3 separate regions of the Mus musculus genome follow, and regions 2 and 3 are each linked to region 1. A link is a contact called in ENCODE Hi-C or POLR2A ChIA-PET data. All regions are on one chromosome and are shown on one strand. Each heading gives the region's core, a stretch centred on a gene start or an enhancer-like site at or near the end of the contact. The rest is flanking DNA. Distances are from core to core; before and after follow the strand shown.

Region 1 (2,700 bases), core at 165-2,664:
ATTGAGCACTGTTAAAGCCAACCCTTAAACCAAACACGGGCTAAACAGAGTCCTATAGACTGAGTCCAGAAATCTGAGGTATATCCATGGTGTCCAGCTGGACTGTGACCCAATGCCACAGACCTGGTGCTGCACCCGCAGCGCTCAACAGGACACAGCTGTGTCAGACCTCAGAATGTGGTGTATGTCCAGTAGGTTATGAATGGAAGGTGTTAAAATGTTTTTGTTAAAGTAAAACTGGTTTTTGCAACATACTTCCTTGCTTGTCTCCTTTCAGGTAAGTGTGCGGCCCTTTTCTGGTCACAATAAAAACACCAGCCCTACATAGTAAAAACAGCAAAAGCAGACTTAACTGTCACAGGTACTTAAAACTTTTATTTGTAACAAATTCCCGATTTCTTCTGCTCAAAAGTTCCTAACAAAGGGGAAAAAGTAGTATTAAAAGCTGTATCTCTTGGGAAGTCCCAAGCCACTCAACCCCAATGTGAGATTGTCCCCCACACTTACTTTGAGACAATTCCATCAGCCTTAGCCAATCGGAGAATAGAATCATCTGACTCGCCCTTTAAAATTAAAAATAAATACCTGAGTATCCACACAGAGCTGGCTCCCTGCTTAGCAGGCAGAGCATGCACTATTAAGCCCAAAACCATTCCCACAGGAAGAAAAGGACACCACCATCAGAGCTCAGATGTCACATGAACAGTACAAGGCAGACCAGGTGGTAGAACTCACCATCCTGCGAATGGCCCCGCAGATGCCATAGGTTTTAAACTGGCCATTAAACCGGCCTGTGGTCCTATCAACCTGGGTTAAAAAAAAAAAAAAAGAGGTTGGAAGATTCGACCTCACCCCGATGTTAGTAAACACACCAAGAGCCAGGCTGAGGCCTGAGGGCCTCGTAATTCCTTCCCTCAGGAACCGTCAGGTTCCCAGCTCACCTCGGCCACGTTCATCTGGATGGACGCGTGGTCCTTGGCAGCAATGATGCGGTTGCTTGCGGAGCTGGGTAAAGAGATGCACAGTGCGTTTAATAGGTCGCAAAAGAACAGTGGATGAATGGGAGCGGGGAAAGCGGGCGCGAGAATGACGGGCCCGCAGATGCTCACCATTTCCGCGGCACGTACAGGTCCACAAACTCGCCGGCGTCGTTCTGCATCCTGAGGCCGTCCCTGCAGAGTTACCACGCAGGTCTTGAGACTGGTCAGGCCCGCACTCCGAGTCTGCGGGCCCAACCAGACCCATGGCCCGCAAGCACTCTCGGCCATGTGACCGCGACCTCCCCAACTGCGCCCAGCCCGGCCCAGCCCGGCCCCGCTCGCACACAGCCCGCACCGAGGCCTACCTGCTCACTTGTCCAGCGAGAGCGCAGAAAGGAAGTAGCTCGTGCCTCCGCAGCACTATTGGGCAGGAGGGCGGGTCCTCGGTAAGTGCTTCCGGGTCAGGGTACTCGTATCCACCATACCGGAGGCCTGTTTGTGTGTTTTAACTTCCGCTTCCGGTGCAAAGAAAGCCTGGCTCTTTCCGCACAAAGCACAGGCATCGGTCCCTGTCTCCGCCTCCAGCCAAGACATGCCTTCTTCCTCAGGCCCCGCCTCCATTGCGGAGTCCAGCCCCTCCGTCCTCCGCTGGAGAGGTTGGACTTGGCTTGTCTTCCAGCCGCCCTCGAGGCTAGCTTGTCAGAGGGAGCCCAGCCGCTGCTGGATCCCTGACTCCACCGACCTGAGGCGCCGCCAGAGCCTGGGAGGGGAACGAGCGTGGCGGAGGGAGGCGGGAACGGGAAGACCAATCCTCCGAAGAGGAAACTGAGGTTGGATCAAATGAGCTGGACCGCTGGCTTTCCGCTGCACATTCATTCTCTTCAAGAACCCCCTACTCACCCTGCGTCCTTGCCATCCTGCCCCTCCTCGCCCCAGGCCCTGCCCTACTCCTCTGGCTCCAGCCGCCACCCGGTCCACACGCCTAGGGAAGTGAGTCTGGCCTGAGAGTGCACGCCTTTAATCTCAGCATTCGGGATGCCGAGGCAGGTGGATTATCTATTTGAGGCCACTCTGGACTACACTGAGTTCCCGTCTCGAAAAAGGAAAGTTCCCAGACCACAGTCACCATAATGCTCAGTAAGCCTCTTTGTTTACGAGGTCAGAGAGCAGCCCGGACACAAGACTGCCCACGCTGTTGACGACTCTCCTGAGATTACATTTCTCCGTGAGTGAATCCACTGCTCACTCATCTGTAGAACTTTATGCCTGATATCTCTCTGGGACTGGAGCTGCAGTCTGGAGCTGGGACATACACCCAGTTACATGGTCTTGGGGAGAACCTCCCTGCCATGTGCACACTGACTGGTGATCACCTTCCAAGACTGTCTGTCACGGGGTCTGGTGAAACCGAGGCTACACTTTCCTCCTCACACCTGGAAACCAGTAGTCATGTATGCATTAAGAGTTCCCGCGCAGGGCGTGGTGGCGCACGCCTTTAATCCCAGCACTCGGGAGGCAGAGGCAGGCAGATTTCTGAGTTCCAGGCCAGCCTGGTCTACACAGTGAGCTCCAGGACAGCCAGGGCTACACAGAGAAACCCTGTTTTGAAAAAAATAATAAATTCCCGCGCAGCAGGGGTTATCTTTCAGATTAGGCACAGACACCTTACCCAAGCACCTGTTTTCACAGAGAGCTCCTTTAAATGGGGGTGGGGAAGAGG
Region 2 (2,700 bases), core at 155-2,654, 200 kb before region 1:
TGACCTGGCTTTCCTCTCTTCTTGAAGAGAGAATGGCTGGCAAATGATACAAACCTCCGGTCTCCCCTGTGTCATTTCTAGGCAAGCCAAACATCCCGGTGCCCCAGGCTGCTCCTCTGTGCAAGGGGACTTTAAAATGCTGCCTGGGACTGCTCTTATCCAAAGCCCTCTCCAAGCCAGCAAATGCCAGGCTCAGCAAACAGCGCCTGCTGTCCCCATTACCACAGCTAAGATTTATAAATAATTCGGCTAAACACCAGGTGTTCTCTTCCCTGCCGTCCACCTGCCCCAAGCTGCTTTAACAACAGCTGACTAGACAGCTACCTTGGTTTACTAAACTACAAAACAAAACAAAACAAAACAAACAAACAAACAAAAAACACTGCCCTGAAGTTGGGATAGTTCCATCACAAATGGGCAGTTTCAACACCTTGGGACAGAAACACCCCAAGGCCATGTCTGGGGGAGGCCAGCAATCCTCATCACGCTAAACTCAAGCCACTGCGCCTGGGGCCCCAAGCTATAAGGTGCGACTATGTGTCTCTATCTCATTTTTCCTACAGATGCTCACCTCTCCTGTGAAGGAGGTACCCTGCCTTGAGTTCCCGGGTTTGGAGCTAAGCGTGCCAATCAGGCAGCAAAGCGACCCGAACTCTCGTTGGCGTACACACGCGTCCGGGGGCATCGGAGAGCTGCGTGAAGGTACCGGGCCTCAGGGACCCGGGCATCCGCGCTCCTCGTAGGGACAAAGCCCGCCACTAGTGAGCAACTTCCGTGCTCCACGTTTCCCTCGGTCTTAGCAACAACCACCACAGCCACTGGATCTGTCGCTGAACAGACCCGCAGAGGCTCGCACCTGCGTATACTAGCAAACCTTTAACCTGGGCCGACAGCTCTAGCGGTCCCCCCCCCCCCCTCACGCTTTCCTGCGCCCCAAGTCCACTCCCATCTTCCCTCTCGCTCTAGCGCAGCGGCTCTGCCTTCCCCCACCCCACTGCAGACTTGCAGCTTCCCTCATGTGCAGTGAGAAGGGGTGAATTCTGCATCCGGCTCCCTTGAGCCCACTCTGTCCCCGCATTGGTTCCCCGGGATGTGTCTTCAGACAACGCACCCGGGGCTCCGCCGCGCTTTAGTCCAGCCTCCGCAAACACCTGCCGCGCTCCTGACGTCAGCAGGTCGGAGTCTGGCATACCTAGGAGGCATCTAGTACGGAGCCAGACCCTGTCCCCATCCTGGTCCGAGACCTCAAAGCAGTCCAGATCCCAGAGCACTCACCTTCCCACGAACCCGGCTGCCGCGCTGCGCCCTGCGCTCTGGACTACGCGCGCAGCCCACTCCCGCTTCATTCATCGCCCAAGCCGCTCCCGCAGGGATGGGGGTAGTGGCCTCACCACCGCCACCAATGGCAGCGAGGCTCGGGCGGGCCGGGGCCAGAGGTGACAGTAGCGAGGGCGCGCCGGGGCGGGGCCGAGCGGAGGGGCGGAACTTGGGCGGGTCAGGGACAGCACAGAGAGCGGGACTTAGCTAGTGCTTTGCACGCGGTGATTTCTTTCTGTTGGGGGACACTCTGGAGGTTGCAGGCTAGGAAAATATGGCTCAAGTCTCACTGCGTCGTAGATGCCACCTGCTCAAGCGTGGAACCGAGGCGTTGGAGGGCGCGAGTAGCGATCCCCTCAGGCGTGGGGTACAGCTCCAGCCCGGCAAAGGGATCTCTCCACTCTCTGCTCAGGTCAACCAGTGAGTTCAGTGCAACGGGGCGCTGGGCCAAACCACACCCTCACCGGAGGAGCCCACAGGGTTCCAGTTCCGGGTACTCTTGACCTGAGATGGAGAGAGAATATACCAGTCACCTTCAAATTGAGGCGTTCTCTGCTGTGCGACCTTGAACATATTTCTGAACCCCTCTGGGCCAGTTTTCGCATCTGTAAAACTAAGATAATTAGCCATACGAGTGTGATGGCTACTGCTTGTAAGCCTGTGGGTATTCGGAAGGCTGGGGCAGAAGAAGGGTCCCACTTTCATAGTTCTAGGCCAGCCTGGGCTACAAAAGAAACCCAGTCTCAGAAAATCAAGCAAACAACCTTTTTTATTTTTTATTTTTCTTTTTTTTTTTAATTTTATGATTCCAACACATCACTGAAGGAAATGGAAAACAGTAGCTGGTCTGAATTTAGCCAAGTAACAGCCGACAGCCACTAGCCATTAACATCATACCACTGACAATCAACAGCCGATGGCAGAAACTCTCCATATATGTCTCCCTTTGGGGTGTATTACATTTAATTGAAAATACATGTGAGCCAGGTGTGGCGATGTTCACCGATAATCCTATACATACATGGGGCTGATGCAGGAGAATCTTTAGTGGGAGAGCCACACTGGGCTACCTAATAAAATCCTGTCTGGATTTAAAAATAAAAATAAAACAAAACAAAACCAAGAACAACAACCAAAGCAAAACAATAGAAACAAAATAACCTTCCCCAACTCTCCAAGGCATCCAGAGTTTATAATCTGGACAGGGGAAGTAAAGGCAGAAGGAATCAGAGTCTGTGATCAGCTTGGGCTACACAAAAGTAAAGTTAGTGTGGACCCTGCTGTCAGCTCATGAGGACATCACTAGTCACAGGGTGCCTGGGGACAGACCCTCCATGCAGCCTCGGGAGCTAAGGCAGGGCTCTTCCTTTATGTCTAGAGAAG
Region 3 (2,700 bases), core at 3-2,502, 230 kb after region 1:
AAAGGGAACAAATCTCCAAACTCAGACCCCCAACATTAGTTTCTATGTTCATAAGGAAATCCTGGACCCAACGGACCCTCGACAGGATGGATCTAGGAAGGCTAGCACACCTCTCTTTGGCAAGACTCCTGGGCTGAGCTGAATCTGGTGGCAGGCTTTAAGTAGCAAACTCCTATTGTGGACAGGGGCCTACTCTGGGTCTGGTTCTCCAACAGGGGATCTCACGTCAAGTGCAGCATGAAGAGTTCAAGAGAACAAAAAGCCGGAACCCTGAGCCCTTCACTGCAGCACCAGTCTGGGTCTGTGCGCCTCGCTTCAAATAGGAGGTATGGCTAGGGTTTAGGAGAATGGCCCAGGACTGCAGCATGCTGGCTTCAGATTGGCCTCGAACCTCCCATCTGCACCCTCGAGGGTCTAACACGTTAACCCCGGGCGGGCTGCGGCGCTCACGCTTCTGGAGAGCCGAAGGAAACAAGCGCCCCATTTAACGCGGAGAAAGAAGACAAAGAAGCTCTGGGCCCTCACGCTGCCGCGACTAGCGCACCGACTCTGGACTTCTCTCATCAAACCAACCCCTCAAGTGGACAGGGTCGGGAGAGTTCAGAGCAGGACAGCCGCAGTTCAACCGACGCCCTAGCTCGGCGAGAGGCTGCACCGCGACTCGACGGGCGGTGGCTACCAAGGGGTTCCAAGGAGAGCGCGCCGGACCCGGGCCCCCCGCCTCGGCGCGCGTCTCGCCCCGCGAGGGCGTCTCGCAGGTGGGGAGGTCCACGGCTTCAAAGCCGCCCCACCCCCCGACACCGGCAGGATCCTGGTCCGCTCCTCCCACAGCCCCCGCCGAAGCGGGGAACACCATTGTGCGGGCAGGCGCGGGGCGGCGAGCTGTTGGGGCGTCAGTTGGGCGCGCGGCGGCGGCGGGCCGCTACCTTTGGCGAGCGCCACGGTGGAGTTGTCGGTGTCGATGGTGTAGAGGATGCCCTCATAGCGGATCTGCGCCTTGGAGATGAGGCTGATCTTGCTGCCCAGATACGGGGTGCCGGACGAGCCGCTCATGGCGGCGGCCGGGGCGCGCAGGGCGCGGGGGACCAGCGCCGGGCCCCGCCCGCTCCGCTGCCGCGCGGTGGCCTGGCCTCCCACTCCTGCGCAGCTCCGCGCCGCCGCCTCCGAGGCGCCTCCTGCCGCGCCTAGGGGCCTGCGGGCCACGAGCGAACCGGAGAGGGAGCAGAGCGAGGCGCTTAGCCCGAGTCTGAAGGGAGCGGGGGAGGAGCGCCGCCGCAGCCACATCCGGGGCCTCCCGCCACCGCGCGCCGCCCCCGTACGCTCGCAGCCTATTGGCTCCTCGCTGCCGGCTCCCTTTAAATATGGCCGCGCCGCAGGCGGTGGGCGGGGCCGCGCCTGCGCATTTGGAAGCTGCCGGCCGGGGACCTGCCTCTCCGGGTCTTCCCAGCCGGTTCCCGGCGGGCCTCGCTCACCGCTTCGGGGCCTGAGACTGAGCGGGCGGGGCGAAGCGCGCGTGCGCGGGGCAGGCGGGAGGCCACTGTTTGCAAACTCGGGGGCGGGGCGGGGGCTGGACCTGGAAGAGCGCCAGGCTCCTCCCTCCGCGCGTGCCGCTGGCACCCTTCTGGCCCAGGTGTTAATAGGGCGGAGTTGTCAGTCTTCCTTTCTTGTTTGTTGGAGCTGGACCCCGACAGCGCCGGGCCAGGTGCGTCTTCAGTCCCGCTTGCTCCCCGGGGCTAAGGAACCGGCAGGCGGGTGCTGCTCAGTTCTGCAGCGCTCACGGCGGGGGCGACCCTGAAATAGAAAGTGCAGGGGGAGCTCGGGGCAGCCCTGCGCTCCCAAGCCTGATATCCCTAAAATAAGCCCTGACTGTTTTGGGTGACTCCCGCCCGCGTGCGCGCGTCCTCAGACTGCGGCCCAAAGCCCAGCCCGCAGTATAAAATTGGGAGATTTCCCCCTAAATCGCTTCCCATTCTTGCGTTGCTGACTCCGCATCATGCATAGCGGGTAACTTTGTATGTATGAGCGCATGCTAATTTACAGTTAGTCTCCACCATCAGATTAGAGCCCAATATTAGTTACTATGAGAAATTTGGTGGCGATTGGCATTTTATAAACGTGAAATAGAATGAAAGAGGAGATAAGGGAACATCCCATATAGTGAAAACAAGTACTGTTTTGTGAAACAATTTCTCTTAAATGTGAGCCATAAAACGTACTTCTTACTGTAGTGACATCAACTTACCACCACTGCCGGAGGATGCTGGGAATAGTTGTGAACAATTTTAAATTTTAATATTTTCTTATTCGGTGCATGTGCATGTGTGTCCGTGTGTGCATATGTCACAACATGTGTAGAGGCCAGAGGACAGTTAGGAGTTCTCTGCTTCCTGGAAGCATATGGGTCCCGGAAATGGGTATTCAGGGGGTCACACTTAGCAGCAAATGCATTTACCCGCTGAGCCATCTTGCTGAGCCTGTTTTTTGTTTTGTTTTTTTGTTTTTTGTTTTCTTTTAGTTTTAGTTTTAGTTGTGACAGGGGTCTGTCTTACTCTTAGCTCAGGTTGGCGGGGAACTGACTGTGCAGCCCAAACTGGTCTCTAACCTCCTGCCTCAGTCTTCTGATGTGCCAAAATTTTGAGAATGAGCCACCACACTAGACACCCATAGTGGGACGACTTCCCCCAGTTTACAGAAGCAGAA

What was found. A loop is a pair of places that touch in the nucleus more often than their neighbours do. ChIA-PET counts read pairs that join two places held with the same protein, here RNA polymerase II (POLR2A).
Region 2: POLR2A ChIA-PET joins it to region 1 with 19 read pairs in embryonic stem cell. The contact joins the promoter of Slco4a1 here to the promoter of Rps21 in region 1. POLR2A ChIA-PET finds 5 or more read pairs at or near these places in 3 of 5 experiments (Patski and embryonic stem cell).
Region 3: POLR2A ChIA-PET joins it to region 1 with 21 read pairs in embryonic stem cell. The contact joins the promoter of Lsm14b here to the promoter of Rps21 in region 1. A Hi-C loop is called at or near these places in 1 of 37 maps with a recorded cell type or tissue (T-helper 1 cell). POLR2A ChIA-PET finds 5 or more read pairs at or near these places in 3 of 5 experiments (Patski and embryonic stem cell).

The regions. Positions count from the first base shown.
Region 1 is chr2:180,256,093-180,258,792 of GRCm38, reverse strand. Rps21 (ribosomal protein S21) reads right to left here and starts at 1,414. Exons shown (of 6, transcript NM_025587.2): 1 at 1,346-1,414; 2 at 1,110-1,172; 3 at 942-1,005; 4 at 736-807; 5 at 508-563; 6 at 349-415. The coding sequence starts at 1,159. The coding sequence ends at 406. Cables2 (CDK5 and Abl enzyme substrate 2) reads left to right here. Exons shown (of 10, transcript NM_145851.2): 10 at 1-254. It overlaps Mir3091 (microRNA 3091), which reads right to left and starts at 1,257; the gene lies at 1,182-1,257.
Region 2 is chr2:180,454,949-180,457,648 of GRCm38, reverse strand. Slco4a1 (solute carrier organic anion transporter family, member 4a1) reads right to left here and starts at 1,404. Exons shown (of 12, transcript NM_001355218.1): 1 at 1,276-1,404.
Region 3 is chr2:180,023,539-180,026,238 of GRCm38, reverse strand. It overlaps Lsm14b (LSM family member 14B), which reads right to left and starts at 1,252. Exons shown (of 10, transcript NM_001372364.1): 1 at 927-1,252. The coding sequence starts at 1,053.